Linked DNA regions of Mus musculus: all the other regions are linked to region 5. Evidence: chromatin loops called from intact Hi-C (ENCODE). Cell type or tissue: heart. All regions are shown on one strand. Links, peaks and the distances in the headings refer to the core of each region. The heading gives the core; the rest is flanking DNA. Region 1 holds the start of Gm33971 (a long non-coding RNA gene). Region 2 overlaps Chmp2b (charged multivesicular body protein 2B). Region 3 holds the start of Chmp2b (charged multivesicular body protein 2B). Region 4 holds the start of Zfp654 (zinc finger protein 654). Region 5 holds the start of 4930453N24Rik (RIKEN cDNA 4930453N24 gene).

Evidence for each region. A loop is a pair of places that touch in the nucleus more often than their neighbours do. Peaks named below come from ENCODE experiments on the same cell type or tissue, not always from the same donor. Only the 100,000 strongest peaks of a DNase experiment are listed, where the experiment ranks them.
Region 1: it touches region 5 in a loop (4-fold over the local background); 13 of 42 quality-filtered maps call a loop at or near these places.
Region 2: it touches region 5 in a loop (2.5-fold over the local background); 6 of 42 quality-filtered maps call a loop at or near these places.
Region 3: it touches region 5 in a loop (2.2-fold over the local background); 4 of 42 quality-filtered maps call a loop at or near these places.
Region 4: a loop joins it to region 5, with 6 times the contacts of the local background. A loop is called at or near these places in 16 of 42 quality-filtered maps.

What each region holds. Positions count from the first base shown.
Region 1 is chr16:64,870,202-64,876,751 of GRCm38, reverse strand. It overlaps Gm33971 (a long non-coding RNA gene), which reads left to right and starts at 2,406. Exons shown (of 2, transcript XR_384922.3): 1 at 2,406-3,076; 2 at 4,746-4,979. In heart, for the core only: no CTCF peak of the experiment used is centred there; a DNase peak (open chromatin) is centred at 2,921; H3K4me3 peaks cover 1,656 bases; H3K27ac peaks cover 1,676 bases.
Region 2 is chr16:65,552,973-65,557,972 of GRCm38, reverse strand. The region is part of intron 1 of Chmp2b (charged multivesicular body protein 2B); the gene reads left to right. Among named protein-coding and RNA genes, the nearest start is that of Chmp2b, 7.3 kb to the left of the region's middle. In heart, for the core only: no CTCF peak of the experiment used is centred there; no DNase peak of the experiment used is centred there.
Region 3 is chr16:65,560,056-65,566,445 of GRCm38, reverse strand. Chmp2b (charged multivesicular body protein 2B) reads left to right here and starts at 3,684. Exons shown (of 6, transcript NM_026879.3): 1 at 3,684-3,971. The coding sequence starts at 3,938. It overlaps Gm36457 (predicted gene, 36457), which reads right to left and starts at 3,638. Exons shown (of 2, transcript NR_166048.1): 1 at 3,584-3,638; 2 at 2,927-3,479. In heart, for the core only: no CTCF peak of the experiment used is centred there; a DNase peak (open chromatin) is centred at 3,735; H3K4me3 peaks cover 2,060 bases; H3K27ac peaks cover 1,408 bases.
Region 4 is chr16:64,848,754-64,855,303 of GRCm38, reverse strand. Zfp654 (zinc finger protein 654) reads left to right here and starts at 3,581. Exons shown (of 9, transcript NM_001347245.1): 1 at 3,581-3,837. The coding sequence starts at 3,652. It overlaps Cggbp1 (CGG triplet repeat binding protein 1), which reads right to left and starts at 3,303. Exons shown (of 3, transcript NM_178647.3): 1 at 3,068-3,303; 2 at 2,279-2,505. In heart, for the core only: CTCF peaks have their summits at 940 and 3,719; DNase peaks (open chromatin) are centred at 2,643, 3,493 and 4,293; H3K4me3 peaks cover 4,077 bases; H3K27ac peaks cover 2,949 bases.
Region 5 is chr16:64,768,016-64,774,565 of GRCm38, reverse strand. It overlaps 4930453N24Rik (RIKEN cDNA 4930453N24 gene), which reads left to right and starts at 3,627. Exons shown (of 3, transcript NM_026273.2): 1 at 3,627-3,829; 2 at 5,404-5,642. The coding sequence starts at 3,703. In heart, for the core only: no CTCF peak of the experiment used is centred there; a DNase peak (open chromatin) is centred at 3,615; H3K4me3 peaks cover 1,965 bases; H3K27ac peaks cover 1,444 bases.

The sequences.
Region 1 (6,550 bases), core at 811-5,810, 100 kb before region 5:
TTCCTTCCTTCCTTCCTTCCTTTCTTTTTTTTTTTTTTTTTTTGGTTTTGGTTTTTTTTTTTTGGTTTTGGTTTTTCGAGACAGGGTTTCTCTGTGTAGCCCTGGCTGTCTTGGAACTCAACTTTGTAGACCAGGCTGGCCTCGAACTCAGAAATCTGCCTGCTTCTGCTTCCCAAGATCAAAGGCGTGTGCCACCACGCCTGGCTGCCTAGCTTTCAATTACGAGTTTTTGCTTTAAAATATTCTAGTCATCGTAAGAGTAGGGATACATTCGCATATTCTGAGGTTAGTATTTAAATACTTACTTAACTCATAACTAGAAAGATCTTTAGTGATGGCGTCACTTATCTCTGTTTTGACACCTAGAGAACGCACCTACTTTCCACTTCTCTGACTGGTGATGAGGCAGGGAGGCAGAGTGCTATTGCTACTGTGTCCTGAAATGAACCCCAGTTTTTAATGAAAATGAGGACATGACCTCTTCTAGGTATGGTTGAGAAGAATTGTACATGGAGGGGGGGGAGCTGTCAGAGACATCAGGAAGGTTCCATGTTTAACTACTCCATGGGTCCAGGGAGTGAGAGAAGAAGAGAATGGATGGCAAGAGGATCAAGGGAGAGCATAGGAACCAAGAGAGAGCATCGCTCAAATGGCTGAGTTTGCTGGGGGAAGGGAAAGGAAGGAGAAAATTCAGGGGCTGGATAGTTTTCCCTGTAGGGGACAGACTTTGTCATCCAGAATGGCTCTATAACAATTACTTTTGGGTAGAGACTGAGGAAGCCTAGACATTGATATGCTAACAGGCACTGTAGTGCATAGGTTAATGGAGGAGCCATAAGTCTCTTTTGCCAGAGACAAGGAGAATGACTCTCAGAACTTCATTTTGGTTTTTTGTTTTGCTTTTTTTTTTTTTTTTTTTTGTTTTGTTTTGTTTTGTCTTGGTTTGGTTTATTGTTTTTCGAGACAGGCTTTCCCTGTGTAGCCCTGGCTGTCCTGGAACTCATTTTGTAGAACAGGCTGGCCTCGAACTCAGAAATCCGCCTGCGTCTGCCTCCCGAGTGCTGGGATTAAAGGCGTGCGCCACCACGCCCAGCCACTGGAACCTCATTTTGTTTGAGACAGGGTTTCTCCATGTATCCCTGCTGTCCCGGAACTCACTCTGTAGACAGGGGTGACCTCAAACTCAGAGATCCACTTGCCTCTGCCTACCAAATGCTGGGATTAAAGTCCACCACCTCTGCCTGGCGGATCTTATTTCTGACTCATTCTCTCAACTCTTTCTCCGAGTCATCACTTGGTCTGCACCTCAACTAGGCATTACTATTTTGGATCAAAGGTGTGTACTACATTTACTTATGACAAATAGACAGATATTTTTTTATTTTTAAAGACACCTAGACGAGTCAATGTTGAATAGTTGGGAAAATACTGATAGGTGTTTTTTTTTTTTTTTTTTTTTTTTTTCCTAGTTACTAAAAGCAAACTGGAAATGGATCAGGTAGCCATGGGTACAACGAAGATACAATCTAATCAATACGGTGTCCCACGGAACTAATAACAGCCAGCTCAACCATGAACAAATTAAACCTTCTTAGTGTGTACCAACTCAGGGTTAAGCACATTTAGGATATGCCTCAAACTTTTTCCTGGTGATTGAGAAAGTCACTAAGCTCTGAGTGTTTGTTTCTTTTATTTCTGTGTCCAATAGCCATAGGGTTGTTGCACGCATAAAACGTAAATAATTAAATAATCAAAACCCTAAAATCCATATACCACCTTTAGCTTTTACTTTTATTTATTTCAGTGGAATTCTTTTCATTTAAATCGACTTTAAGGTAGTGTGCAAGTTTGATGGTGAAATAGAACCTAATTAACTATCCTGTATAATTGTCTCTAGAATATAATGGGGACAGTTAATGTTGTAAATACTATTTAAATGTACTCATTTCTATATGGAAATTTAAGAAAGATATGTTGTATTCCAGCCAGAGGGATTAACGATGTGTACTAAGGGTGTGTCTGAATTCTGGTTAGATCATATAGACCTAGAAGTTCTTTGGATAGTATCCCTTCCTAGAGCAGCCATGTTGCTGGATTAAAACTCCTCTACAAAATGTATTAGGTCACCCCCTCCCCCCAAAAAGACAGAGAACAAAGGGAACTGGAGTAAATATGAATGTAAGGGTGAATATGATTATAATGTATTACATATATAGCTGTAATGCTATAATGGTCAAATTGAGATCTATTGTACAGTATATTAAATTAATATGTGCTGGTAAATAATATTTGAAAGATTATGTGATCTTTTAAAAAACTACGTGGTCTTTTAAAAATTATATGGATTTTTTTTTTAAACTGTTAAATAAATCCTTTGTGTCACAGACAGAACATGTAATTTCATGTAGCTGTTACTTAACTTCAAAACTTTGCATGGCCCACAGGCCAGACAGCGTGCATGATCACAGCGTATGATTTTTAAAAATTCTTTCATTTGAGCATTTTTTTGATGAGGAACAGTACTAGCATGGCTCAGAAAGACAGAGACAGGAACTGGTGGACAGTGCACATGGAGCTGAGAGCTTCGTTTCCTGTGTTCCTTATCTTCGTTGGAATGTTTCACATCTTTGCTGTTAGAAGTCTCTGGTCCCATATTCCTTCCCGCATTCCTTCAGAGGTCAAGGGTATCCTCGAGGGTAGAGAGAAACTGACTTTTAGGGCAGTAAGACTGCAGATTGCAGAGCTGACGGAAGAGCACACAGCGAGGGCGGGGCTTACCTCTCGGGCTGCTGCAGAGTTCCCAGAAACTAGTTTCACTTTCAGCTGCTCTGAGTAATGGGCATGGTCTCAGCCCGGAGTACAGTTTTCCCTTTCATGCATCCTTAACAAAGAACTAGCGTTTTCCACCAAGCCTCTTGTAACATACCCAGCTAGCAAAGGCTCTTGCTAACTAACCCGTGTTTACTTGCTTGCGCTGGCGACCAAGCCGTAATTAACGATGCTGTAATTAACAATGCCGGTCTTGTTATCAGAGTCTCCCGGGAACACTGTGAGCGGACTCGCCTGCTGAAATGAGGTGTAGTAACTTTCCTAGACTTATGTTTTGTGTGACCCTCGCATGGTGAGTGCCCAATGTCTCAGCGCCTCCGGTATGGGGTTTTACCTATCTGATTTGAGGACTCTGAGCCCCACCGGACAGAAGCTGCCACTTAGCCCGTGTAATCCTCTCAGAGCCTAGCTGAAACAGGACGGGCACTCAGTAACGTGATATGTTCAGCAAGAAAAACAAACTGAGACTTGAACCAGGAAGAAACGTGTCCTAATGAACAATTGTCTCAGCTAAGTATCACAATTACCACTAACTCACTTTATGGAACGTGAATTTTATGTATACATTAATTAACCTTAAAAATTAAACATGAGTAGTTTTTTTTGTTTTTTTTTGTTTTTTTTTGTTTTTTTTTTAAAGTCAGTTTAGTACCCGGTTTAAGTAGCTTCGGTCAGGTAAAACAAGGGCAATATATATATAAACTTAACTCTTCCAGATTCCCCTACATCTTTTATCTAAATCCAGCAAGCATAAAATATACATAAAATTCCACCGAGTCTCAACATAGTATCAAGCGCGGAAGGGGGATAACTGAGATGCTGAGATGAAATTGCCTGTGTAGAATAAGAGGACGCTGAATCTCACTTACTCCGGGTTGAATTTCCATTCAACTGACCTAAGAAATTCAAACTTTCTCTTCAGTGTCTAGATACTCCCCCACCGGACCCAAAAGAGAAAGAACAAGATGTAACAATTGTATAGTTCTAATAGATACAACAGCTGAAACGTCATGAAAACAAAAACCACACCAATCAATCAAACAACCAAACAAACCCTTCTCAGATCAGGAAGTGTCTTCCCAGAATACTACAGACAATTAAAATGAAAGAAAGAAAGAAAGAAAGAAAGAAAGAAAGAAAGAGGGAGGGAGGGAGGGAGGGAGGGAGGGAGGGGGGAGGGAGGGGGGGAGGGAGGGAGGGGGGGAGGGAGGGAGGGAGGGAGGGAGGGAAGGAAGGAAGGAAGGAAGGAAGGAAGGAAGGAAGGAAGGAAGGAAGGAAGGAAGGAAGGAAGGGAAAGGGAAGGGAAGGGAAGGAAGGCAGGCAAGCATCAGCAGTAAGAATGACGTCCTAGGAGTCTTGTAGCAGCTCACTCTTGTTATCCATCTTGGCAGACTGAATCCCTCCAAGACTCAACCCAGTTAAGCCACGCCTTTTGGCTTTTGTTTGTTTTGCTTTGAGGCAGACCTTGCTGAGCTTGATCTCATGGCTATGTCCCTTTCTGCCTCCTGGTTAAAAAAACAAAAACAAAAACAGTGGTCCTCAACCTTCCTAATGCTGCAACCCTTAAAAACGCATACAATTACATCCATTACTACTTTATAACTTTAGCTTTGCTACTTTTGTGAATCGTCATGTAAATATTTGGGGGGGAGGGTTGGGATATTGCATCCATTTAGCCATGCAGCAGAACAGCAGTGCTGGTTTCTCACTCCACAACCTATGACCTCCTAGCACAGGCCATTGAACAACTGTACAGAGAGCGAGGGGAGTGTTAACACTACATCCACAGTCATGAGGTAGAGACAGAAATGCTTGTGTTCACTTAACTTCCTCTGTTTTTCTCTTTTATTTAGTCTAAGACCTAGGCAATGAGATAGATAATACCACTCACACTGAGTGTGCTTATTCTTCCTCAGTTGAACCTCTCTGGATACATCGTCACCGGTAAACCCAGAGGTGGGCCTCCTAGGCCCAAATCCAGTCAACTGGACAATGAAGATCACCCATCACATATATATTTGGACTTATTCCGACTATTCCTGTGTTGTCTTTTGCACTACTTTCTTGGTTTATTTCTTTATTGATTTGTCTGCTCCATTGAATCCTTTTCTCTGAGTTTTGTGTTGTATTACAAGTTCTGTGCCAATTCTTGGTGTGTTTTGTTGTTCCTTTTTGTATGCAAATTTGCTTTATGAGAATATTTAGTAGTAAACTGTAGCTGCATAAAAGGATTATAATTTTTTTGAAAGTTGGAGTACATTTTAAAGCTTAACTTCCTTTTGAATTTTCCCCATGATCTCATCCCAATCTGTAAAATAATAGTACCATCAAGAATTTTAGCTGGACGTGGTGGCACATGCCTTTAATCCCAGCACTTGGGAGGCAGAGGCAGGTGGATTTCTGAGTTCGAGGCCAGCCTGGTCTACAAAGTGAGTTTCAGGACAGCCAGGGCTATACAGAGAAACCCTGTCTTGAAAACCAAAAAAAAAAAAAAAAAAGAAAAAGAAGAAGAATTCTAATCAAACTATGTCCTCATATCTGAAATGATTCTAAGAAATCTTTTACAAAAATTATTTTATTATATTTTAATTATGTATTTTTCTATGGTTTTGTGCACGTGAAGGCTGAGTCCGAAGAGGTCAGAAGAGGGTGTGGGATACCCTGGAGTTGGCAGCACAGATGGCTCTGAGCTGCATGATGAGAACGCTGAGAACCAAGTTTGGGTTCTCTGGAAAGCACTGTTCGTTCTTAGCACTGAGCCATGTTTTCACAATTACTTGGATTTTTTTTTGTAGGTGATGATTCTGGAGACTATGAGAATAATTTTTATTTTGATCTTAAACATGCATTCTAATTTCAGTAAATGCACCCATGTAGTCTCAAAATAACAAATCCTCACAAGTTTGGGAGGGATTGATCTATTGATTTCTAGATGCTAGCCAATGTTTCAATAAAACCTCTCGACACAAAGTAGTCTCTTTGTATCTTTTTTTAAAAAAGATTTATTTATTTATTTAATGTATATGAGTTATTTAATGTATATGAGTACGCTGTAACTGTACAGAGGGTTGTGAGCCACCATGTGGCTGCTGGAATTTGAACTCGGGACCTTTGGAAGAATAGTCAGTGCTCTTAACCACTGAGTCATCTACCTCTCCAGCCCTCTTTTTGTATCTTAAGGATGCTAAGCCTAGAGAGGACCATGCACATCTTGCTTCATGGTGTTTGTGATGTGTCACTTTTTATACGGGTAGCATCTCCTTTTGTGGATGTTTAAAGAACCCCTCTGAGTCCTAAGAGTTCTGAAACTGCACAGGTGTCTATTATCATTGTCTTATCATTATTACCCACATCACTATATATGTTGTTGTTGTCACTAAGATCCAGTCTCACTGCCAGGATGCCCTGAAACTTGCTATATAGCCCAGGTTTGTAACAAGCCTTCTATCTGCCAAGTGCTAAATACAGGCCCTTGCCTTTTCTTTTTCTTTTTCTTTTTTTTTTTTTTTCAGCTTTTCATTGTCTTTACACTTTTGAGAGAAATGAGATACATTTAAAACAGTTCTCTGTGCTCTTTCTTTTAGCTCATTTAGGTTGCTGATAGGCTCAGTGTCCAATGACAAACCTGTCTTAGGAGCTAAGGAATTATAAATTACAAATTACTTTCTTACTCTTCAAGCTTACAGGGACTGTCTCAGCTGCTTTCCGATTGCTGTGAGTA
Region 2 (5,000 bases), core at 1-5,000, 780 kb before region 5:
TATGGGATTTACAGGATTGAAACCCTGTATAGAATGCTGTGTGTCCCCTTGGGGATTATCATCCTGAATATTGTAGATCTCACATCGACATACCAAAGAAAAACACCTAATGGAATGTGGGGTTCAAGGGCACACTATGCTTGTCATACCATTTTTCTTGGCTGGTTTTGGATTGGCATCATCAAGTACCGCCCCTTGATGTCTCCTACCCTCCTGAACAGAAGCTCTCTGTGTTTTTAGAGCAGATAACTCTAAGAAAATTGTCTTCCCCCATACTTCCCCATCCTACTCACTTTATGACAAGAACAAGTGGGACTACATTGCTGGTGTATGCCCGTCCAGGAAGCTTTCCTCAGCTTTTCAGGAGGCTGAGATCATAAGACTCTGCCTGCGTGGACTTGTCAGGCTTTGATGACCTTTGACACCTCTGGGAATGGAGTAACAGTGTGCTCCCTGTGCTGCCATGGAGCGCGATCTTCCATCCATTGTGTCTGTACTATTCGACTGCTCCCTCCCCAGGCTTTCTCTTGAACCTAGTCCTGGGATTTTGTGGGTTTCTTTTTTTTTGTAAATTAATTTATGAATAACAGTAGGGTTTATTATGATATTGGTACGCATGCCTGTAGTGTGTGGGGGTCATCTTCATCCCCAGTCTCCCACTTTACCAGCCCTGCAACTTTACCTGAGTTTCTTATCTCCTGCGGCTAGAGTGAGCTTTTGACAGCATCGTCTCCTGTCCCGAATGTGATTGTCATTTTCGATTTTACTGTACTGTATTAGAGTGTAAGTGAGTAGACTCAAAAGCCCCCAGGCTGTTGTTTTCTATTGTTTCTAAAGCCTGAGAAGTCAGCTTGATTTGATCACACATGGAATTCTGGTTCTTCCTCTCTCCTACTCCCTCCTGCCTGATTCAGTGCGGTTTTCAGGCCCTTCAACGGAGTGACTTTGACGCTTCTTTTTCTTTGCTTTCAATTTTTATACCACTTTCTCAAGGTTTCTTCCTCTCATTGACTCCAGAAGGCTGTTTATCTGAATAGCTGTATATCTGGGGCCATTTCCATTGTTTTGCCTTATGAACTCTATGTTCAGGGTTTTTGTTTTTGTTTTTTGTTTTTTTTTTTTTTGTCGTTGTTGTTTTGTTTTGTTTTTTCACAAATATTACTAAGGTAGTGTCTTTCAATAAAACAGAATAGAGGAAAGAGTTTAATATTTATATGTGTCAGTGTTTTACCTCCATGTAGTCTCTATACCATATACGTGCTTGGTGCTCACAGAGGTCAGAAGAGGGCGTTGGATTCCCTGGGACTACACCTATAAACAGTTGTAGTGCTAGGAATGAAACCCACATCCTCTACAAGAACAAGAAGGCCCCTTAGCCACTGAGCCGGCTTTCCAGCCTAGATAGTTTAAGTTTGACCTCAGCTCATGTGAGAGCTAATTAGGCTAACTAGTAAGCAGTAAAATTACTGAAATAAAATGATTTGTCCCAAAGAAATGCATTCAAAAGTATGAAACTCTGTTTTCAGACTGAAGGCCCCATGCTGTATGATAGAGCAGCATGGCCTAGGGACCAGGTAGACCCTGGTGGCTTGATATGCTACATCTCTTCTGACTGTAATCCTGAGCTGCTCCGAGGCCTGAAACAGACCTGGCTGCCCCTCCCTCCCAAAAGACACCTCAAACTCTATTGGAAATGAAGTAATGTAATTCTATTTATAGTTTATTATCACTTTTTGGTTTTATCCTCAAATGTGCAAATTACATGCAGATGATCAGCATACTGCAAGTGAGCTATAAGTCAAGTTAGGACTTGGCTTCAAATCTCTGTAGAAAAGTATAGTATAAGACTCTATTTTAAGTTTATACCTTTTAGACTTATCTTTCTAAACATATAAACTCTACTAAGAGTTGGATCCTAAGAAGGCAAAAAGACCTTTTTAGCTTATATCCTTTAAAGTCTCAAAACTGAAGGCTCTGCTCTTACACCCAGTTAATAATACCAGTATTCCATGAGGAGAAGATCCTGACAAGCTTAAGATGGTCATTTAATCCCCAACATGGAACTGACCTGGGTGATTGGTAAGGGTCATGGCAGACATAGGCTAGGGAGAGGGCTAGGTGGCATGCTGTATCACTTACACAAATTTTGGAAATTTTCAGTTTGCAAATGTCAACCATTGAGAAGTATATCACAGCAGTCTTCCAGAATGGCTGAAGGGTGGTTCTTAAGTCCTCCAGGGCACACCCTATTGTCTAAGAAGCAAGCGGTATATGGGAAGGAAACATTGTCTGTTCATGTCAGCAAGAAGCATTGCCTTGACAAAGGTTCAAAATAGCATTCTACTGGACTATCTGGATAGATGTTTATATTCAAAAGACAATTCTCAGAAGGTGAAAGTTGTGAAGAAATCGGGTTATTTCAGTTGGCCCAGAGGAGATTGATGGAAAGCCAACAGTTATCAAATTTTAATCTTGGGGAATGGAAGTATTGAAAAGGGCGTTACAGGTGAAGAACAATCAGGAGGGAGGCAGCTGACCGAGTGGGTTCTTCAAGAGTGAGGATCTACTTTTTTGCTCTTTGAATAAGCAGAAATAGTACTAGCAACTTTGATTTCTAGTATTTTGTTTAAATAGACATACTGCTTTTCTTGTGTTTAAAACTTAGCTCATGCACATGGTGAGAGCATAAGGAGGAGTTATGGTCCCTTATTATTTGAAAGTTATTACATGCAGGGTTCTGCAGAACTCTGAAGAGCGATAATTTTATATATTATAACCATATAGGTGGTTTTCTTTAGAAATGAGAATGCCAGAAAAAGATTAGGGGTAAAGTGATTGTAAGAGACAAAGAGAAGAGGGGTAACCTAGCCAAAGGGGGAGGGAGGGCAGTAAGATTTCATCCAAGGAGCAGCCACTATTATGTATCCCAAGTTAAGGGATGGCTCATTATCTCAAAGATCCATGGTTTCACTGTACAAAGATATCTGTTATAGCTTAGATTATACTAATGTTACATTGTATCTTTCCTCATAACCAATAGATTTTAATTTTAGGTAGTAAATTAAATATGCTTTAAAATCTTCTCCCTTCATATCTCATGATATTGGTATGCCATAAGGTCACTCCTAGATATAAGACACTGAGATGGGATTGTGGCAATGCATACATATAAGCGTACAACTATGTGTGCTTTAACTGCCTAAGCTCGAGGAACCTCTGAAATCAAGGGGCCATTGAGCTTAATTTATAGGTATTAACTTTTTACAAAGGACTACATCCTGAGACAGGATACTGCAAGTTCCTCTTGCGAAGCTGGATAGCATTCGGACACTGTTCACAGGGCTAAAGTGAAAATCTAAGGAAGGAAAGCCTGGCTGTTTCCGTGCGTCCTGCATTGCAGTGTTGACTTGGGGAAGTTCAGGGATAGGACATTTTGTAAGAAGTCATTGTTACCTTTGGAGAGGTTAGGGTCATAAGCAGGACATATGATACCTAGAGGTTAATGATAGGATATCATGTTTTAACACACAGAGCAGGGGAGTAAAGTGGGTGTCTTACAAGCATGGCAACCCCCCCAGGACCCACCTAGAAGCCAGACATGGTGACAGCACTTGGAAAGACAGCGCTGGAGGGGAGCATGTCAGGCAGATAGATTCCTACCTGTTTAGCTTTTTCAGGGAGAAACCTGATCAAAAGGCAAGGTGTATGGCTCCTGAGAAAGAATGCACGTGCATGTGTGCATGTGTGCCTGTGTGTGACACACACACACACACACAGACACACAGATGGGAAGCAATTGTCCCTATCATTGCTGCTTCACCTACCCCATCTTTTTCTCCCTCGTCTTCTACCCCTGAAATTAAGCTTGACACTTCTCAGGATATTTATCTTATCGTAGGGATTCTCTGCTCTTAAAGACCTCGGATGTTAGGATGAAATCAGATCTACTAAGAAGTAAGTCAAGTGAAAAATACAGTTGACCTTTAAAACATTAAAAGTATCTCAACCTTTCATGTTATTTATTCTGAATTATCCAAAAGACTGAGCCATTAAATTTGAGTTTCATGTAGAATTGCTTAAGGACAATGGTGGGGTAATTTGTTTGTTTTATAGACTGCTCCTGTTGCCTCCTATGAAGACATTTTACTGTCTTTCCCTACTTACCATAATATGTTTTAAAGTGTTATGATTATGTTTTAGTATGTAACATTAGATGCCCTGAGTTTATAGCTTAGAACTGTTTAAATATTAATAGATCTATTAACAACTGTGAGGCTGTAGAATATGCAGTAGTTAATTTTCTTTATTTTTTCCTTTTATGATATACAGTGTCAGCTAATGTATGCATAGTTATATAAAATTAAAGTAAAATTGAATTATCTTGTATTAAACTGTTTGGTTTCACTATAATATGGTTTTTTTTCCCTCATCTAAGATGACCTTGTCTAGCCTGAGCTCTCATTCTCTGACGGAATCTGAGTGTGTAACTCAGCATTTTAGTGCAGATACTAACTGTCCAGCCTTAGAACATGCACATGATATAGACTCACCCAGAGACTTCCACCGGAGCTGGGTTCAGATGCCCCAGGTCATCTCTCTGACCAGATGGTCTACAATGCCGGTACTAGGACAGATCTCAGGACTCAAGAAGGGGCCTTCCTTGTTTACTGTGATTATTTTATTGTGCACTTGATCACATGGGGAAAGGGACATGAGAACACTCTGAGGTAGAATAAGGGGCATAGAGTTTCTATGGCTGCTCTGGGTACTCTCCCCTCCTGGCAGCACAGCATGGGAGAGTGTTCCCAGCTGATAGGATCCTAGGTTCTAGGGTCAGGGTAGGAATGAAAGGTCTCCCCGCCCCTGGGAAGTCCCACCTTCTATTCTGCCTTTTGCTAGTAGGCCGTAGGCTTTTTATTTTAACCAATCAGTGGTGTATAAGGCAGGCAAGGAAGGACACAGACACATCTTCACATAGTGCATACAAACCATCCCTACAC
Region 3 (6,390 bases), core at 1,391-6,390, 790 kb before region 5:
GCTGTTAACAACAAAACACCCAACCAAAGCAACTTAAGAAAGGTAGGATTTGGTTTGGGCAGCCTTCATTGTTCTTGTGCTTGCTTCATTTTCCTTTGTTCATTCTGACCCAGCATCTTATGTGGCACAGGCTGGCCTTGAACTGGCTAGGTAGTCTCCAACGTCTGATCCCATGCTTCATTGCTAGGAGAATCCTATGGTGTTTGGGAAAGCACTGCGGAAGGAAAGGGAGGCTGCTGGTCACATTGCATTTGCAGTGAGGCAAGAGAGGGTAAAGAATGTTGTATTCAGCTTCTCTTTCGTTTTCATCAGCTCCAGGACCCCAACCCTTGGAATGGTCCACCCACAAATAAGGTTAGTTTTCCTATCTCTATTAACTTCATCTGTATAATCTCAACAAGAATGCCAAGCACCTAATCTAGCCTAGATTATCTTTCACAGCTGTCTTGGAAGCCTAAAGTAATTTACATAACCCTACACAGAGATTTTAGTCTAAGCAATTTTAGCTCTAGTATACAGTCAAAATTAATCATTGCATGCATCCTTCTCCTCATTTTCCTCCTCCTCCTCCACCACTGCCACTACCACCACCATGACAACCACCATCTCCTCCATCTCCTTCACCTCCTCCTCCTTTGAAAAAAAACAGAATAACATGATCTGATTCACATTGAAATCACATTGAAATCTACTATTCTGAAACTGGCAGAGGCAGTAAGGCTGGAAGAAAGCAAATGAGAGAGGTGGTTAGGAAGCAGAACAGAAGGCTGGAGCTAGCTCCCTTGGTAGAGTGGTTTCATGGTATGAATGAAGTCCTGGGAAAGATCTCCATACCACATAAAATGCCTCTATGTCCAAAATCCAACCACTCAAACAATGAAGCATGCGATCAGACGTTGGGAGACTACCTAGCCATTTCAAGGCCAGCCTGTGCCACATAAAATCCTGTCTCAGAATGAACAAAGGAAAATGAAGCAAACACAACAACAATGAAGACTGCCCAAACCAAATCATTCAAATTGGAGGACAGCTGTGTCTTATTGGCCTCACTGTATTCAAAGTAAAGCAAACACAGTGTGGTATTATCTGTAGTCTATGAAAGAAGATATATTTATCTAAGCTAAGTTTTACTACTCCACATTCTAAAGGCACTTTAGTTCATATTCTGATGAGGAATTTATTTATTAAAGGAAACCAGTGTACAACGATCTATTTCTTGAACTCAGCAGTGGCAAGGAACTCAGTGTAGTACATAGAGTCATTCCACTTTACAATAGGTGTGGTTTTATGACCTCTATGCTGAGTCAGAAGCTGACCTCCTTCCCAAGGCAGTGAGAAGATAAAGAACTAGCAAGGAAAGAAGGTAAAGGGCACAGGCCACATATCTGTTCTTCTTCCTGGGATATCCCCAACACATAACAAGGTATAAACTGTATAGTTTTCACTGTCTGAGCAACTTGAAGGAACAATGTTGGGCCATAAGGAAAACATAATAGGATACTGTTACTGTTTCTTAAAGAGACTTAAAGAACAGTATTAAATTCTGCTACACACTATGTTTAACTATTTGTCTTGTTGATTTAACAGATTGTATACGACCATGGTGAGGTAAAATAAAGAAGATCTCGTTTCAGCTTAAAGCTTGTTAGTGCCCTAACCCTCAGCTGTGTTTAACTAGACCTTACTCTTTATATAATGAGTCATATGCACACTATGTCTGGGTTGAGTTTGAGTTTGGCCATCAACTAAATAGAATGGATGCCAGCCAGACTGAGACGTATCAAGTGGATATCAGACGGTTTCAAACTATGGGAGCAGCAAGCTGTTAGAGTGCTGAGCTTCGGTTGTACATATTTCTATTTTATCTTTATTGTAATGAGCAAGCCCTGTCTTTAACTCCCGCTGTGCACTTTTGCAGGGTCTTCCATATGGTTGCTGCTAAGTGCTTGGCATTTTCCCAACTGTTACAATTGGGTCAGTGGGGGGGATCGCTTAGGAGTAATAAAACAAGGGTGACTGCGGCAGGGAGGAGGGAGAGCCCTATGCACTGGCAGCTTATTGCCTCTCATGCATCGCAAGCACGGCTCTATGACATTCATTACTTTGGGCAGCTAGGGCAAGCTTTGTTGTTGTTGTTGTTGTTGTTGTTATGATTTTTCCATGAAAAAAAAGCCACACCCTGGCTACAGTTCCTGTCTCCCCCACTATAATTCTAATCTTGTTTACTTCACCTCCTAAAAGTGACTAAATAACTTGAGGGAGATAACTGTACCTTGCTTACTCTTGCTGTTCTCAAAAAGTTTTATTAACAAACTCTTGGCTAAGTTTCACTAATAGTAGCTGTAGCAGCAGGGTTATCAGTGTTCTCATGGGTTTTGATATCTTATGAGGTTAAAAAAAAAGCAAATCTAATGATCGATCCCCAAAGCTTAAACATTCTTGAAAAACATTATTATGATCCTAAAATGAATCATAGTAACGTTTTAGAGTGACCCTGGCATTTGAAGTCATATCTATGAAAAAAATGCTATTACTACTCCTACTATTAAGTACTAATAATTGAACCAGGGCCAGACATATAATCATAAGTTCTACCATTGAATAACACATCTCGGGGTTCAGCAATTTTGGTATCTTTGTTTTTGTAGTAGTTGTTTCGAGACTGGGTTTGTCTGTGTAGCCTTGACTATTCTGGAACTCTCTATGTAGATCAGTCTGGCCTCGAACTCACAGCGATCTGCCTACCTTTTTTGCCTTCAAAGTGCTGGGATTAAATGCTCCCCCTGCCTGTCACTGTTTTGCTTTGTAATCCCATGAAAGGCATTGCTGCTAAACAGGGGATTCGCAGGGGAATATGTTCAAGACATAATTATGATTGTAAATAGAAATAATACATTAATCAGGAAGATGTATACATAGTCATGAATGATTATGATTTCCATATTTATTTTATACAGTCAAGAACTTAAATGACTGTCCTTTTTACAGGGTATGGAGACTTTTGGTATTAAATATCAACCAAGTGCTATGTAGCAATTTCATAGATTCACTGTGCAGCCATTTTTTGGTGTGTGACTGTGTGTCTTTTCCTCCGCATTTATGTGACACCTAAACAAGTTGGGTTCTAAGCAAGAACACAAGTATCAGCAGCCTTTCTTGTTCCAAGTCAGGAGCATTAAACAATAGTGTGGCATTAGAATTCGCTTGTCACTCCTCTCCTGGACAATCTCTGAACCCCAGATCCCCAGGGACAGAAGCAGGCTGGTGGAAACACCAGAAACCGGGTGGTAGGTGAAGATGGGTCCCGCAAGAGGCAGCCAGGAGTCAGGTAGCATCAGGGCAGTCTGGGAAGATCACCTGGGACAAGCCTAGCAGGGCATCCCCTAAGGCCTTTGCATTGATCGCTTGGGAGTCCTACTGTCAATCAGTCTCAGGTCCGCAGTCCACCACACATCCCCAGGATCCCTAATTCCAACAACCTGGAACAACAAGGAAGGCGTGGATCAGGTTTCACTCTTGCCCGAGGTCAGCACAGAAACCAAGCGAGCATCTTGCAGACTCACGCGCCGCCAGCCTTGCCAACCTAGGTCCGGACGGGTCGCAACGGAAAGCAGGGAAGAGCGGGCAGCCTTTGAAGTGAGGGCACCGCTGCGGCTTCAGAGGCGCAGTGCGCAGGCGTGCTCGCAGACTGCGCACGCGCCGCCTAGAAGTGACTTCTCCAAAAAAGTGTCTTAGTTCCCGGTCACCTGAGCACCCAGGACGCGTTCTCGGGAGCCTCGCGGAGCCACGCCCGCCGCAGGTCGAGCTTGGAGACCCCGTCCTCCTCCTCCCGCCGCTGCCAGGCTTCTCCGGGATCCGTCCTTCTACCGGTCCTGTTCCCAGAACCGGGCCGGACCGAACCGGGCCGAGCTGGGCCGCCCGGGCGCGGCCGCTCACCATGGCCTCCCTCTTCAAGAAGAAGACTGTGGACGGTGAGTTCGGGGCCAGGCTCACCCGCCCGGGGTCTCTGGGGAGCTCCGGCCTCGGATCGGGTGCTGTCCCCCGAGGTGGGCCCGTGTCGGAGGCCCCACAGGTGACCATGGCTGCGTGACTCCGGCTCCACTGGCTTACCTGGCCGGCTCGCCCTCCTGACTGCCCTCACCCCACCCTCGTTTTTCTCCCCCCACCCTCGCCCGCCCCACTCCGGAGAGGATTTCTGAGCTTTCTAGGGAGGCAGACCAGTGCTGGCTCTCGGGTGTCATTAGACTTGGCGAGTTGATGAATTTCATGGTAGTTTTTTTCCCTGCTCGTTGGCTGCTCCTTCCGTGAAGACGCCGCACTTCCTGACATCCGAAAGGGATGTGTGTTTACTAGGGGACAAGGCAGGAGGTCACAGCGGGCCCACTTAGGAAATAAACTTGGGGCCAGGCTGGCTGTATTTTTACAAACACCTAGCGTTACACGTAAGAAAGACTCCAGCAGAAAAACCTAAGCCCAAGGGAAGGGTCCCGGTATAGTTTTTGCATAGTGCAGATTTTTCCTTTATGGTTATCTTCTGTCAACGAAAGTGAGGGTGGTGTAATTTTCATAGAAGTTCGCGTTTTTAAAAACACATTGTTTCAGGTGGCTTAGTGCCATCTTGTGATGAGGGAAATACTGGACGTATTGGAATGTACAAGTTTGGTAGCATTCACAGGCTGTGCTGTAGTGTGTATGTTATACGCGGCTGTCCCAGGTATTACATTCCCACCAAGTAATCTAAAAATTGCTTTTCATTGCATGTCGAGCCCAGGTTGCTGTTGCTTCAGCCAAATAATCATTCCTTTGTAAGGAAGGGTCTAGCCCAGCCACACAAGGAGCAGGGGCAGCTAGACTGTGATTGGTACAAACCCAGAGCTCAGCCCTGAGTTGGGGTAACTCCTTCATTTCTTTGTGTTCACTGTTCTAGTGCCAGATTTGGGGGGAGGATAACAAAGACACCATCTCTACCCTGCTACATGGCCTTTCATTTCCACACAGGATGCCATTTTATCCCTCATTTGTAAGACAGCAGAGTGCAGTTTTGCTTCTTCTGAGTGACTTTTTAAATTTTTGTTTTTTGTTTTTTTTTTTTGTTTTTTGTTTTCACTATGTTGACTTTTTACTAATTGAGAAGCACCATTTTCAGCCTCTGGAATTAGCTACTAACTTGCTATGTGGTATAATACAGTTACCTGAAGTGGGTGTTTTCTGGAATTTCCTGAGAGTATTGTTTAATCATTACCATGATAGTTTGGATTGTGTGTGTGTGTGTGTGTGTGTGTGTGTGTATTTCTGTACTAGTATTCTGTACAGTATTGTAATACTGTATTCTACTCCCTCTTGGGGTAGGAAATAGTCATCTCCTTGTTGCCTAAGTTTTATATTGTAATAATTATATATATATATATTTGTGTATATATATATATATATATTATAACTTTATATAGTGATAATGAGAATTTACTGAGCACAGAAAAACTGGGCTTCTTTTTCACCCTGTTGCCACAATTTGAAAGCATTTTTTAACAGTAAAATCCAGATATTCTAGTTTTAATTGCTTAATGTCAAGACAGACCTTGGTTTTGTGCTTTCTGGTATTTTTAGCCACCCAGTTACTTATCCTTGAAGTTTAGGGGAGAGAGGAAAAGACAATGAGGATGTTCAGGGAAGTGTAGGACTGCACACTCATTTGCACTTGGCTTAGTCCTAATAATAAGATTTTTTTTTCCTTCTGAACAGAATTGTCTAGGGGTTAAAAAAAAAGTCTTAAGGACTTTTGCTAGGTACTATACCACTAAATTAAACATCTTGTGTGTGACATTTCTGAATGTAAATTTGGACCCCAGGTCCAATTTGCAGACTTGACATTTTCTTCAATTATCATGTTAGTTTAGATCATTTACTGGTGCCTTAACTGTGGATTACTTCAGGGCTTTACTGATGTTTGTTCTCCTTGTTAAAGGGAAGGGCTCTTGTTTTGTATAAAAGGCAACAGCACTCCTCTCATAATGAGCTGGCACGTAATGAAATTTAATGTATTTTTATGCATTTCTCTCAGTTCCTGGGGCACGTTATTGATCATAAGATCTTTTACTGTGTGCTGACTTTTTATCTATTCCAGCAGTAATAAAATTCTGATATATAAGGGGAGTGGGTAACTGCTTATGGATCTGGGGAAACATTCAGTCTTTTTTTTCTCTGGATTGGCTGGAAGAACTATACACTATATCATCAAAGACTACTGCACACATAAATTAAAAAGGGAGACAACATTACAGTACATTGCTATTCAGAGTTATGTGTAATTCATTTTGACACAAAGATGAACAGGTCTCTTCCGTGTATACTTTGTTACAGAAATTAATGAGAGATGTATCTCAAAGCCAGAGA
Region 4 (6,550 bases), core at 876-5,875, 81 kb before region 5:
AACTAAAGCAAATCAGCAGCATCCAGCTAGGTCCATTCCTTGACGTGTGTGTGTATGTGGTACTGCCTATGTGCACACCTTGTTGTTTTTGAACAGCTTCTCTAACTGACCCCAGAACTGGGATTATAGATACACACTGCAGAGAGTCCACACACTTGCACAGGAAGCACACGGCCCTACTAATCCAACTTCCCAATACCTTGTTTTTTATGACAAATAAATCAGACCCCTGAAGAAATATTAAAGTATTCTAAATGTCTCTATCGTTTAGAAAATCACAATCACAGCAGCATTCATAGTACTAAAAATACTAACCTTGCCCAACTTAGACATGTGTTCAAGTTAAAGAGCTTCTTGATGGGAAAGCGATTTTGAGAATTCAACTGTGCAAAAATCTGGTAGTAAGACTTACTTTCCAAAAAGAAAAACAAGTAAAAACTAAAAAAACCATAAAGCATGCCTAACTATTTACAATAACATTACAACCTGAGGCCTACATATAGTTGACAATAAGTACTACTTATTTAAGACAGGACCTCAATGCCTAGTGGTACATGCCTTTAATCCCAGCACTTGGGAAGGCAGAGGCAGGCCTGTTCTATGAAGTGAGTTCCAGGACAGCCAGGGTTACACAGAGAAATCCAGTCTAGAAAACCAGCTAACCAAAAACAAAGACAGAGTCTCACTATGTAGACAGAGACCTATCTTTGTCACCTCCTGAATTCTGAGGCTGAAACTGTATGACACCATGTCTGGAAAAATATTAACATATGTATTTCTCTAAAAAGTTGATAATCAAGAGAAGGCAATATGTTCTTTAACATTTGGTTTCCAATTTCCATTGAAGACTAATTTTTATTTCCCTTAACATAGTGCCCAATATGTGCTGGGCACAACTTGATGTTTATAAAAAGTAAATGAACAGCTGGGTGTCCACTAGAGGCAGAACAACTGCTTAGCATGAGCTAAATTCTAGGTTTGACCTCAGCAATCAAAAACAAAAACAAAAATGAAACAAACAGGAAAAAAAAAAAGCCAAATTCAAATAACGACCCCCCCATAACCATTTATCAAAACCCATATAATTTAGAAGCAGTTTAACACTAAATTTAGCCTAACAACAAAACTCAAAACACCAAGAACAACCCTGTTGTCCAGCGGGCTTTCAATGTTGTCCTGAATGGCAGGGATCACATCACAGACATGTGCCAGCATACCTGGCCGTGTCTTACTTCTTACAGAAGTCTAAATGTGTGAGCACCTGTGTTCTGGCACATGTTTGGAGCTGAGGACAGTGGTTTCATGGACTAACTCAGTGTTGTTAGTGACTCTCAAAGTCACTTCACTAGGCCCCCAAACTTCTGAAAATTATCAACGGACTATCAGCTATATAAAATTACAAGCACTGGAAACCCAAGATAATAAATATACTTTGATAACAAAAGATTAGCAAGACTTACTCTTCTATGCCTGTGATTTAACTTTTTATAATAATCAAGACATCAGATACTACTATACTGAATAATTTTGTTAAAAACATGTTGAAGAAATACTTCAAGTATGTTCTGAAGAATTCGTTTTTATAAGTAACATTACAAAGCATGGAGTATCCCACTGCATTAGTCTACTTGCTGGGCAACACCAAGATTATTTCAACTTTGGTCTGTATTTTGAGCAAAATCTATGAACTCAAAGTAGGACTTAGCAATTCATGAAAATTCTCTAAGGCACAAAATGTCTAGAATTTCACATGCTTAATTTCTGTGGATTTCCACCCCACCACATCTTTGACACTCAAGGGTTACGTGTGAGATACTGTTTTAGGGCATAGGTTTTTCATGGCAGAAAAGACAGACATCATGATGAATCCCACCTAATACTCAGCAAATCCTCACTGCAAATGTCTGCAACTTCCACAAGTACTCTACACCTATGAAATAAAACCATTCTAGTAACAATTAAAGCTGTTATGAAAAACTAGGGGTGCAGTTAGAATTTTTCTTTGACTGCAAACTTACAGAAATGGGATCTGCAATTCTTGTGCCACGTGAAGCCTGAACTTTCCTGATCTTTTCTCTTGAAAGGTCTATTCTTGATACTGCCAATGAAAATAACCACCTCATAGAGGCGAGGAGGTTGGTTACGTGTAAAAGTGTTTCCAGAAGTCAGAAATATTTTAAACAAATGAGGAAGTTAAGATAGAGCACCCAGGGAACAAAAGCGAAACAGCCATTTACTACAGCAAAAGTAAACTGAGTTTTCAAGTCGAAATACTCACCAGCTTAATTTCCAGTCGGGTTTTTGTTTGTTTGTTTGTTTTTCCTTGATATTAAGTAGTGACAGTTTTCTGGATGCAAAACCACAGACGCATCCAATCCGAGCGACTTCGCGTTCGTTCAGACCCCGGAGACGCCTTCGACTCAGTTTTTCAACAGGTGGTGGTGGGGAAACAGTTCCTGGGCTTGCACCCTATTTTCCCGGTGGCGCCGGGAAGTCATGTCTTTACTGTAAAACACAAAAAACAAACAGAAAGGGAAGATGGTGGAGGGGCGGGAAAGGCAGGGCGCAGGCCCGCGGCAGAGCGGCTCGGGCCACGCTCTGCACACAGGTGTCTGTCTCTCTCCGCCTTCCGTGCGCGATCCCGAAGCTCCAGCCAGCCCCACGCCAGCTCGGCTCGCACGCCCCGGGGCGGGTGGCCCGGCGGCCCGCGCGCTCCGCAGGCCCGAGGCTCCGGTGGGGGCGGGGAAGGCGGGCGCGGGCCGCCGGACGTCTAGACAGCCTCCTCCCGCCGCGCCGGCCGAGGTGGCGCCCCGGCGCCGCGACCCCGCCTGCGGGCCGGGGCCGGGGCCGAGGCCGCGTCCCAGCCGCCCTCGGAGGGCCCCGGAGAAGTCCGCCGCACCGCCGCCGACTCCGTGGCTGTCCCCGGGGAGGGGGCGGCGGGCGCCGGCCGAGGCCGTCGCTGTCAGGCTGGCCCGGCTCCTTCCTCCTCCACCTCCGGCCCCGCCCCCGGTTCCCTCGCCCGGCCCGAAGGCCTGGGCTCGCCGCCCGCACCAACGGCCAAGCCCACCTTCCGCCTTCCCAGCTCTTCGGGACCGTAGGAGCGGGCCGCCGTTAGGGGAAGTGCACGAGCCCTCGCCAGGAAGGAAGAGAGGAGGAAGAAAGGGCAGAGCAACGGGATGAAGGAGATCCCGTTGCGGCCGCCGCTGCTTCCGCCGCTGCTTCAGCCGCTGCTCCTGCCGCTGCCACCGCCGTCGCCGCCGCCCGAGCGAGCTCCGCCGCGGCCGCCGTGTCCCCTGCCGCGCCCCGTCCTCCGGCGCGCCCTATGGCAGGGCTCGTAGGCGGTCCTCAGCAACCGCCGAGTAGTGTGGACCAACAGATGGCAGGCCTGGCAAACAGACGGCTAGTGTAACCAATAGGAAGGTAGGGCGGGCATGCCTATGATTGGCGGTGTCCTTCCTCCAGTGAAAACTGGGGGCGTGGGTGGGCGGAGCCGGAAGTAGAGCCCAGGCGAGTAGCCCTGTCCGGCTGGGGCGGAGGGAAAGGGGGAGGGAACTAGAGGAGGAGGAGGAGGTTAGCTGAGGCAGCGGCGGCGGCAGCGGCGGCGGCGGCGGCGGCGCAGGGGCTGGGTACGCGCTGGGCGGCGAGAGCCTCATGGCGGAGGAAGAGAGCGACCAAGAGGCCGAGCGCCTCGGAGAAGAGCTCGTGGCCATTGTGGAGTCCCCCCCGGGCCCAGTGGGGCTCCTAGCTGCGGGCGACGGCAGAGGGGGGGCCGGCGGCGGCGGCTGTGGCGGCGGCGTCGGGATCAGCAGCCGGGATTACTGCCGACGCTTCTGTCAGGTGAGGCGCCCGTCGGCCGCTCCGACTTGTCACTGGGCTCCCGGGCCTCTGCGTGGCTCCTGGCCTGCTGGCCCAGGTCTCTGCGTCGTGTCCGGGACCGGTCCTCCGGCGGGACGGAGAGGGAGTCTGGGAAGCCCCGGTCCCCTCTCTGCACCGCTCCGAGCTCGGCGATGGGGACGACGGGGAGTGGGGTTGGGGGTGACTTGCGGACTTGGAGGTGAGGAGAAAGTGAGTTTGTCGCGGCGGCGGTGGTGGTGGTGGGCTGGGAGCTGGACGGTCAACTGGAAAGCACCCCGTCCTGACATGCCTGTGCCTCCCTGCAGACCCTCTTCGTACCCCAGGGTCCCGCCTTTCTCAGGTTCACTACCCGGTCCCTCTCACTTCTGCTGGGCTCTCCCGTCTTTCTCTGTTACCCAGGTTCCCCCGCATTCTCTTTTTCAGAGACGCCAAGCATGCTATCACCCCACTGCCTGCCCTCCTGTCATCGCCACCCCTCCCCCTCTGCTAGGGTCGCCTGTCATTCCCTCACTAGGTCCCTCTGGACCAGTTCTTCCGTTGGCCTTGGCACTGTCCCACCGTTAGCTACTCCCCTCCCCCACCAGGTGTGTGTGTGTTGGGAGGGGGGGTGTTTTCCGTGTGGAACCTTATAGGAGTGATTGTCATCTTTCCCTTTTTTTGACCCCCTTCTCTGACAAGCACACTGTTTCCTAATTGTCTGACTACAGAGAAAGTCGTTTTTCCTGAAACTATTGCCCTCGTTACACCACCCCTCCCCCAGCCTTTAAATTACTCGTTTTTGGTTGGTCTGTTAAATTCAGTATCGGAAAAAGTGACAGTAAATTATTTGTTTCCTTTATTCTGCCGACTGCTTTTAAGGATTGCATGTAGTTTTTATCTAACTGTAAGCAAATATAGAAACAAGCTCCGGGTTTAGGGATAAAGTTTGGATAATCTGCGTTCTCATCTGCATGCATTTGTAATATAAGGGTTTTTTTTTTTTTTTGCATTCTTAACACTTGCTTCTTTAAAAAAAGATACTTTGTTTCTTACTGCCTTTTAAAAACTGTTTCTTAACCTGCACAAAGTATTCAAGCTCTGGCTCTTCCGTTTCTTATCTGTTACTTAACCTGTTACTTAACATCTGTGCCTCAGTTACTTTTTTGGTTGGAATAGTTGCTAGCTGGGTAAATACAGGAAAGGTTTGGATGAGTTAGCCGTTTATTTTCATTCTGGTCACAGGTGCGCAATAAAGTGAACACTGAGTGGGCATTAAATTTGTTGACATTTCATTTTATGCCTTGCCAAGCATTTAAGGAAAGAAGAGTAAGTTGATATTTTTGGATAAGTTACTGGTGATTAAATTTAAATTTTCTGCCCATGCCATAGATACATTGGTTTGAAGGTCGAAACAGTCTGGGTATAAACAGTGTATATCTTTAACATTTTTTTTCTGTGTAGTGACTTTCTTGAAAACATGTTTTATCTTGACAGTTAATGTTCAGTGTCTTGATTTTGAGGGCATTTGTCTTCTAAGTACATGATTATGTTTAGCAATTGTTATGTTTGTAGACTATGAACCTAGGAACTTCAAACTTAGAAAAATTAGCACTCATTTGATATTTTAAATATATTCTGAAACATGTTATTGTTTCATATATATTGTTTCATATATATTGTTATATATATTATACACACACACACATATATCTTAGTACAATTTAGTTTCTCTCTTTTTCTGCCTTGCCCAGCAACCCCCCCCCCCCAACCTGTGTGCATATGTGTGCGTGTGTGCCAGTGGGTGTGCTGCCTGGACATTGAAACCAAGGCTAGATATCCCATTGAGCTCTACCCCCGGCCCAGTGTCAATTTCCTTGCTCAAATATCTCCTCATTGCTGAAACTTTTGAGGGCTAGAACTTTTTCTTTCTTTCTTTCTTTTTTGAAAACCTTTACCTACTCTTAAATTTCTTGAAGTAAATTTTTTAAGAAAAAATGAGCACATTTAGTTTCTGCAAAACAATGACAGCACCTGGGGGTGGGGCACCAGGAACATAAATTCAGGTTTTGCCTGGGCTACATAATGAGACCCTGAGTCAAAAAACAAAATCAGATTCTGATAGTTTACTTTAAAATGTTTAACGAACAAATGAAATTAACTATTTTATAAAATTCTAAGTTATGAATAACTGAGAATAAAACTGAACAGAAAAAACGCAATGAACTTTTATTTTATATAGCTAACTTATGAGTATTATATCAACATACATTGATGTGACCCTTTTTATTTTCCTGAAACTTCATCATCTTAGAGATTAGTAATAGACCTCTTTCTGGGATTCTGTTCTGGTTCTATTTTACAAGTGAGATTTATATTTATATATATTATCTTTTACCTATTTTAAATGGAATGGAAGAATCACATACAATAAGCTACATTTCATCTACTACTTAATAAAATAGGAGTTTGTTAATAGTTTGATTTGCCAGTAAGGAAAATTGGCTTATATAACTGAATTTCCAAAGATCAATTTTTTTAAATATTTATTTTATGTATATGAGTACACTATTGCTGTCTTCAGACACACCAGAAGAGGGCATCAAATACCATTACAGATGGTTATGAACCACCATGTGGTTGCTGGGAATTGAACTCAGGGCCTCTGGAAGAGCAGTCGGTGCTCTTAACCACTGAGCCATCTCTCCAGCCTGATCAA
Region 5 (6,550 bases), core at 961-5,960:
GAAAGAGGCAATAGATGATGACTAGAAGGCTGTCTTCTGGACACAGCAGGGTATCAGCAAGTATGAAATTATAGAGTATGACAGCAAGCATAAGCCTAAACCAGGTCAAATCCTAACATGGACAGGAAAGTTAGACATCCAGTCCAGTCTTCTCTAGCTTAAGAGCAGCAATTGTTAGCCATCAGAGAGGCAAAAGGAGGTTTTTCTAAGGATTTAGTCAGCCTCTGGCAAGTTGACTACACTCTAGTTGAAGCCCATACATCCAAGGATACTTGGCAGCACAAATTGGTCTTGACAGGTTTGAAAATATAAAAGGAAAAAGGTTGGATGGGTAAAAAAGTGGAGGGCGGATCTTGGAAAAATATGAGGAAGGGAGTGAATGTGATTAAAATGAACAGAATGCTCAAAAACTAATAAATCTATCTATCTATCTATCTATCTATCTATCTATCTATCTATCTATCTATCTATCTATCTATGTATCTTTGTGTTGTTTTTAACAAAATCTCAGCCACTGAATTTTGTCAATAAAGACTTAGGAGCCAGATGCTGGGATGAAAGCCTGCTAGCTCAGAAAGGCAGAGAAAGCACACAGCTGGTCTTCCTCCTCAGCTGATGTTCCAAAAGTAAGTTCTCCCCAAACTGAATGTCCCTCCCTTCTACTTTCTGTGTCTGTATTCCTGACTTCCTATTATTCCTTACTTTCTCTTTTCCTATTCAGTCCCTGTCAACTGGTTGTTTGCTCTGCCTCTTGACCTGTGTTTGATTTTATTTAATCTTGTTTACAATAAGCAGAAAGCTCTTGGATTAAAGGTGTGTGCTAAGGCTGAGCCAAACCACAGCTAGAAACATGGTTTTTCCAGTAAACAGCACAGTCTTGGGGCTCAGTGTGATCAAATACCCTGGAATATTTATTTACTTTCGGTTTTCTAGACAGGATTTCTCTGTTTAGCCCTGCCTGTCCTGAAACTCATTCTATGGACCAGGCTGGCCTTGAACTCAAAGATCCTCCTGCCTCTGCCTCTCAAGTGCTGGGACTAAAGGTGTGCACCACCCACCACCACAGAGCTTATAAATTATTTTTAAAAGAATATTGAACTGAGTTTATATTTCTGTAAAGTGGGACAACTATTCTTGCAAGGTTATAAGAATTAAGTCAATGTGGGACCTGAGGCCAAGTCCTTATTATGCCTTTACCAAATTTGTTCTGATTTTTATCCTGCCTCTGATCTTATGGTCATATTGAAAATTCCACCCACCTTTATATTGCCACCCAGTCACAATTAACTCAGCATCCTCTCTTCCTCAATCTTCTCTATATGATTTATTCTTTCTTAGGTATCATCACTTGCTCCAGAAACTCTTAGCTATTCTCATATCGCTCATTAAAACCGACTTTGCCCAGTGTTCCTTTTATCAGGAAATGAAAACTCTGGTGGTCCAAACTAAATCCTGTGTTAACCAAAGACTATCAGATCTTCCACTCTATCTCAAGGTATCATTTCTTGTCACACAGACAGAGTTGCCTTTCTCTTTCTTCTACACGGCCTTCAGGCTACTATGGTATGCTCCATACCCTATCAAGTGACCCTGTTTGAAACTAGTCGATCATATCATTCCTGTTCAAAACAAAAAGAAAAACAAAAAAAAATTAAAGTGGACTCACAACTTATTTTTTTTTAAGTATGTCTACTATGTGCCAGGCTTTGTAAAGGTCATGAAACAAAATTGTTTGCTCTACAGAACACACCTTATAGTGGGATGGGTGTGGGATAGGAACAATAAACACTATAATATACTAAACTGTATAAACACTTTGGAGACAAATGAAATGGGTAGGAAACATAAGCAGACTGTGGGTGGTGAGTTTGAATACAGTAAATCATTAGGGCCTTCCTAGTAATATTTTGAAGCAGGGACATGAATAAACGGTAGGAAAAATGAGCTAAGGAAAATGTCTAAAGAGAAGACCCTCTTAAGTAAAACATCAAGAACATAGGCTTTGAAGCAGAGACCTGCAATACATGTCTAAGGTAGTTATCATAAGGAAACCCTTGAGGTTATCTGCAAGAATTGTTTAGAAATAAAAGAACTGAAGTCAGAGGTCAAACATAAAACACATCTACAGAATGGCCTTCACATTTTTAGATCTGCATGATCCAATCCAGTAGCCACTTGCCACATGTGGATATTAAAACTTTATTCAAATTCACACAAAATTTGAAATTGTTCTTCGGTTTTACTACTATATTTCGAGATCTCAAAATCCAGATGTGGACAGTCGTTAGTATGGGCAATACAACAATATTTTCATCATCTCAGAAACCACCTTGGGCAGGGTTTGAATCAATGGCTCACCTGGGCATGATTTTCCTTCTCAGGGAACGTTTGTTAGCCTGGAGGTATTTTCACTTGTATCAAGTGAGAGAAGGGGCACACTATTCTTTGTGGAAATGTAGGGATGGTGTTAGGCATCCTGCAACCTCTACAGCAATAAATTACCCTGCCCCAAATCTCAATAGTTCTGTATTTAGAAAAAAAAAAAAAAAAACTCTAGAGCCGGGCAATGTGGTGCACGCCTTTAATCCCAGCACACGGGAGGCAGAGGCAGGCGGATTTCTGAGTTTGAGGCCATTCTGGTCTACAAAGTGAGTTCTAGGACCGCCAGGGTTACACAGAGAAACCCTGTCTAGAAAAACCAAAAAAAAAAAAAAAAAAAAAAAGAAAAGAAAAGAAAAAAGAAACAGAAGAAGAAGAAGAAGAAGAAGAAGAAGAAGAAGAAGAAGAAGAAGAAGAAGAAGAAGAAGCAGAAGCAGCAACTCTAATAGAAATCCAGTTTCTCCTTCTAATATTCATAACACAAATCACTTTCCACCCACGGTGTTTCCCCACACCAACCAAATGACTACTAACTGCATTTAGGGGACACCAGCCACTAATTCAAATCTAATGGCAGGCAGGTCCTGCAGCTAGAGGCGTAGTCCCAAGATTGTGTGGCACCCTGCCCCTCCAGCTCCACATTAGATGCAAATCTGAAGTCCCAGGTTGTTTCAAGTATACTTAATGACCAACCAGCTGGCAATTGAGGTTCAACTGAGATTCAATTAATTGGGTTAAATTAATTATCTAGCTATCTCAAAGGCGGAGAAGCAAGTTATAGTCCTTTTAAAACCTAGAGCGTTTCAAAGTGTAGTCTAATCTTTGTAGCTAAAGAATATCAAAGTGATGGCTCCCCTAACTCAGAAGCGGCTAGAAGAGGACAGACCTTCAAAAGTACAGGGGTATGATGGAAGCTCTCTTGGCCTCTCCACCCCTGCCTCCACCATCAGGCACGCGCGCGCATGCGCCGCACTTTAAGTCGCCCCTTCGGAGGCGCTCCCCCCCACCCCCCACCCCCAGGTTCGTTTCTAGCCCAGCCTCGAGTGGAAGGTGGATAGATGCTCAGGACACTTCTTTAAACCGCGAACTGTGGAACTCTACTCCAATAGAGGCCGGAGCCCCAAGTCGGAACCACATTTCCTCGCTGACTTTCTGAGCTAGCACTTCCGCCCAGAGAGGGGCTGGAATCTCCGAGACCCTTCCGGCGCTTGCGAGGGATTGAAAAGGCACTTCCGGTGTCTGTTGCCAAGGCGCCGGCCGGCCCGCGGGCCGTGAGGGCGACACTGGTGGCGTCGTCCTCTGCCCCCCATCCCCGGGGGCGAGATGTCGGGGCTCAGCCACTTAGAGTCGGAGGGCTGCCGAAACCTACTCGGCCTGCTGGACAACGACGAGATCATGGCCCTTTGCGACACCGTCACCAACCGCCTGGTGCAGCCTGTGGACCGCCAAGGTAGGCGCCGGCAGGGGCCTTGTCACCCCCAGGGGTCGGGTCCGGTCGGGTCCGGTCGGGTCCGGTTGTCGCCGAAGCCCAGGGAAGGCCTCCGGGTTGGCGCTGCACAGCTCTGCAGCCTCCCCGCCCGCCGGCCGAGCCGGGTCCCGGCGCGCTGGTGAGTCGGACCGTGGTACCGGCTGGGCAAACTTTTGCGGACATGCGGACCCGGATGAGCACCAGATGAGCCCATTCCCATGATTTTTAAGAGCATCCCAGAGTATGTTTCAGTTTTCAGTTTCGATCTCCACGGAGATCAGTCAGCTCCTGCTGTTTTCTTTCAGCCCGAAGGGAAATAATAAACACTATTTGTCAGTGTCTTAGGTAAATACCCACCGAAACAAATAAAAGGCGGACAGTTTTAATCCACGTATGTCAAGGAATGCTCAGCCTCTTCGTCCTACATTCATTCCTAGTTGGGAAGTAGCAAGACCACAGCTTCTTTTGTTTTTGTTTTTTAAATCAAAAGGTTGTATAAAAGACAAAACGGACATATGTACGTTGCATTTATAAGACATTAAAAATATCCTTACTAAAATACATTAGTGAAACGAATGTTGTTGAAAAGAAAGGGATAGAAAATGACAGACAAAACAAAAAGAAGAACACCCTCAAGCCTCCAAAACAAACCACCAAATTTAGTAGCTATTCTGAAATGGATGGGGAAAAGGTGATAGCGTCTTTAGGGAAGTTGGAAATAGGGGCATCAAAGATACTGTGTGTCTGTGGAATAAGATCTTTGGAAGGTAGATGTAATGAGTGCATTGTCTTTTTCTTTTTCTTTTTTTTAATTCTTGCTATTTTGCAGCAGTAGTCTATTTGAAAGATATTTGGTCTGTGCTTTCAGCCCAACTTTTTAGTTTAAAAACATCTTGATGCTGCTGTTTTTCAGCTTCGATTATCTGTAAAATCAGAAGTTTGACAACATTCCTTGGTATCATATATTGTGATTTTAATCATTTTTTTCAAGGTTTATGGATCTTAGGTATTTGGGGCATAGAAATACATTTTTTTTCTGGGTCAGAAATTTTCTGGGTCACTGTGTAGTCCTGGCTGTCTTTGATTCACTTTGTAGACCAGGCTGGCCTCGAACTCAAGAGATCTGGCTGCTTCTGCTGGGTCTAAGGGTGTGTACCACCACTGCCTAGCAAGGTAAAGGAAGTTTAAAATTTAAGGGATTAAAAAAGCAGACAGATGAGCCGGGCGTGGTGGCGCTCGCCTTTAATCCCAGCACTGGGGAGGCAGAGGCAGGTGGATCTCTGAGTTTGAGGCCAGCCTGGTCTACAAAGTGAGTTCCAGGACAGCCAGGGCTATACAGAGAAACTCGGTCTCGAAAAACCAAAAAAAGAAAAAGAAAAAAAAAAGCAGACAGATGGGTAAGTTCTTGCTTTTCAAGCCATAGGCCATGTTGTATAAAAGCAAGAATCAGGACAAGAGCTTAAATCATTTTCAATAAAATCAAAACTTTTGCTGAAGTTGGGCAAATTAACAAGTGCCTTGTAACTGTCTGTTATTTGTTGTTACTTCTTTTCCAGATGCTATTCATGCAATATTAGTGTATAGCCAAAATGTAGAAGAACTTCTGAGGCGCAAGAAAGTCCACCGAGAAGTCATATTTAAGTATTTGGCAAAGCAAGGGGTGGTTGTACCTCCAACTGCTGAAAAACACAATCTTATTCAGTATGCAAAAGATTACTGGGCAAAACAGTCACCAAAACTGAAGGACACAGCAGAGCCAGTTACAAAGACGGAGGACATCCAGCTCTTTAAGCAGGTATATTAGATTTGTACTTACATTCCAAATCCCTATTCTGTCTGAAACTGTGCACAATCCTGGCTCTGAGGTGCATGGTTCATAGTCCTTTTGTTTTCCAGTCTCTGTCTCCTTTACGTGCTTCAAGACCATGAAAGTAACTAAGATATAGAATATTTCTCAGATTTATATATGTGTATGTAATCTATTGAATTGGGTGTTAGAGTGAGAGTCTTTCCATAAATGAGAAATATTATTATAAAGTATACTATATGAATATTTTCATTTTAAATGAATTTGGAAAGCTGTTATAAACTATTTCATTTTATAAGTCTGCATTCGGTAACTATGTAAAAATTTCACTTAAGTTAAAAAAAAATTCCACTTTCCAGTTAATCCTGGTTGCTCTCAAGTATGTGTGTGTGTTCGATATTGAGGACTTAATGTAAATTGACTGAGCTCTGGATAATTGCTGGGCTTTTACAGTAGGCAAAGGTTCTGTTTGCTTAATATGCTGGAAAACATGCTCATAGCAATTTAATATACTAAAAAGAAAAAAAATGGTCATGTTTATTGCGAAGACATGGAAAATATACTTAAAGATATCACAGATCATGCCAAATATATTGAATAGCAGGTACTTTGTTTAGTATAGAATAAGGTATGATATCTTATTCTTGGTGAGGTACTATATTTTGAAATATATAGAAGCATGAGATCTAGTTTATAGGGTTGTTTTTATAGTAATATTCCCTTTTAATTAAAGAAAAGAAAAAGAAACAGTAGCTGGTTAGTGGTGGTGCATGCCTTGAATCCCAGTACTTGGGGGTGGGGAGAAGCAGAGACAAGTAGATCTCTGTGAGTTCTAGGACAGTCTGGTCTACAAGTTCAAGGACAACCAAGGCCACACAGAATCCCTATCTCAAAAA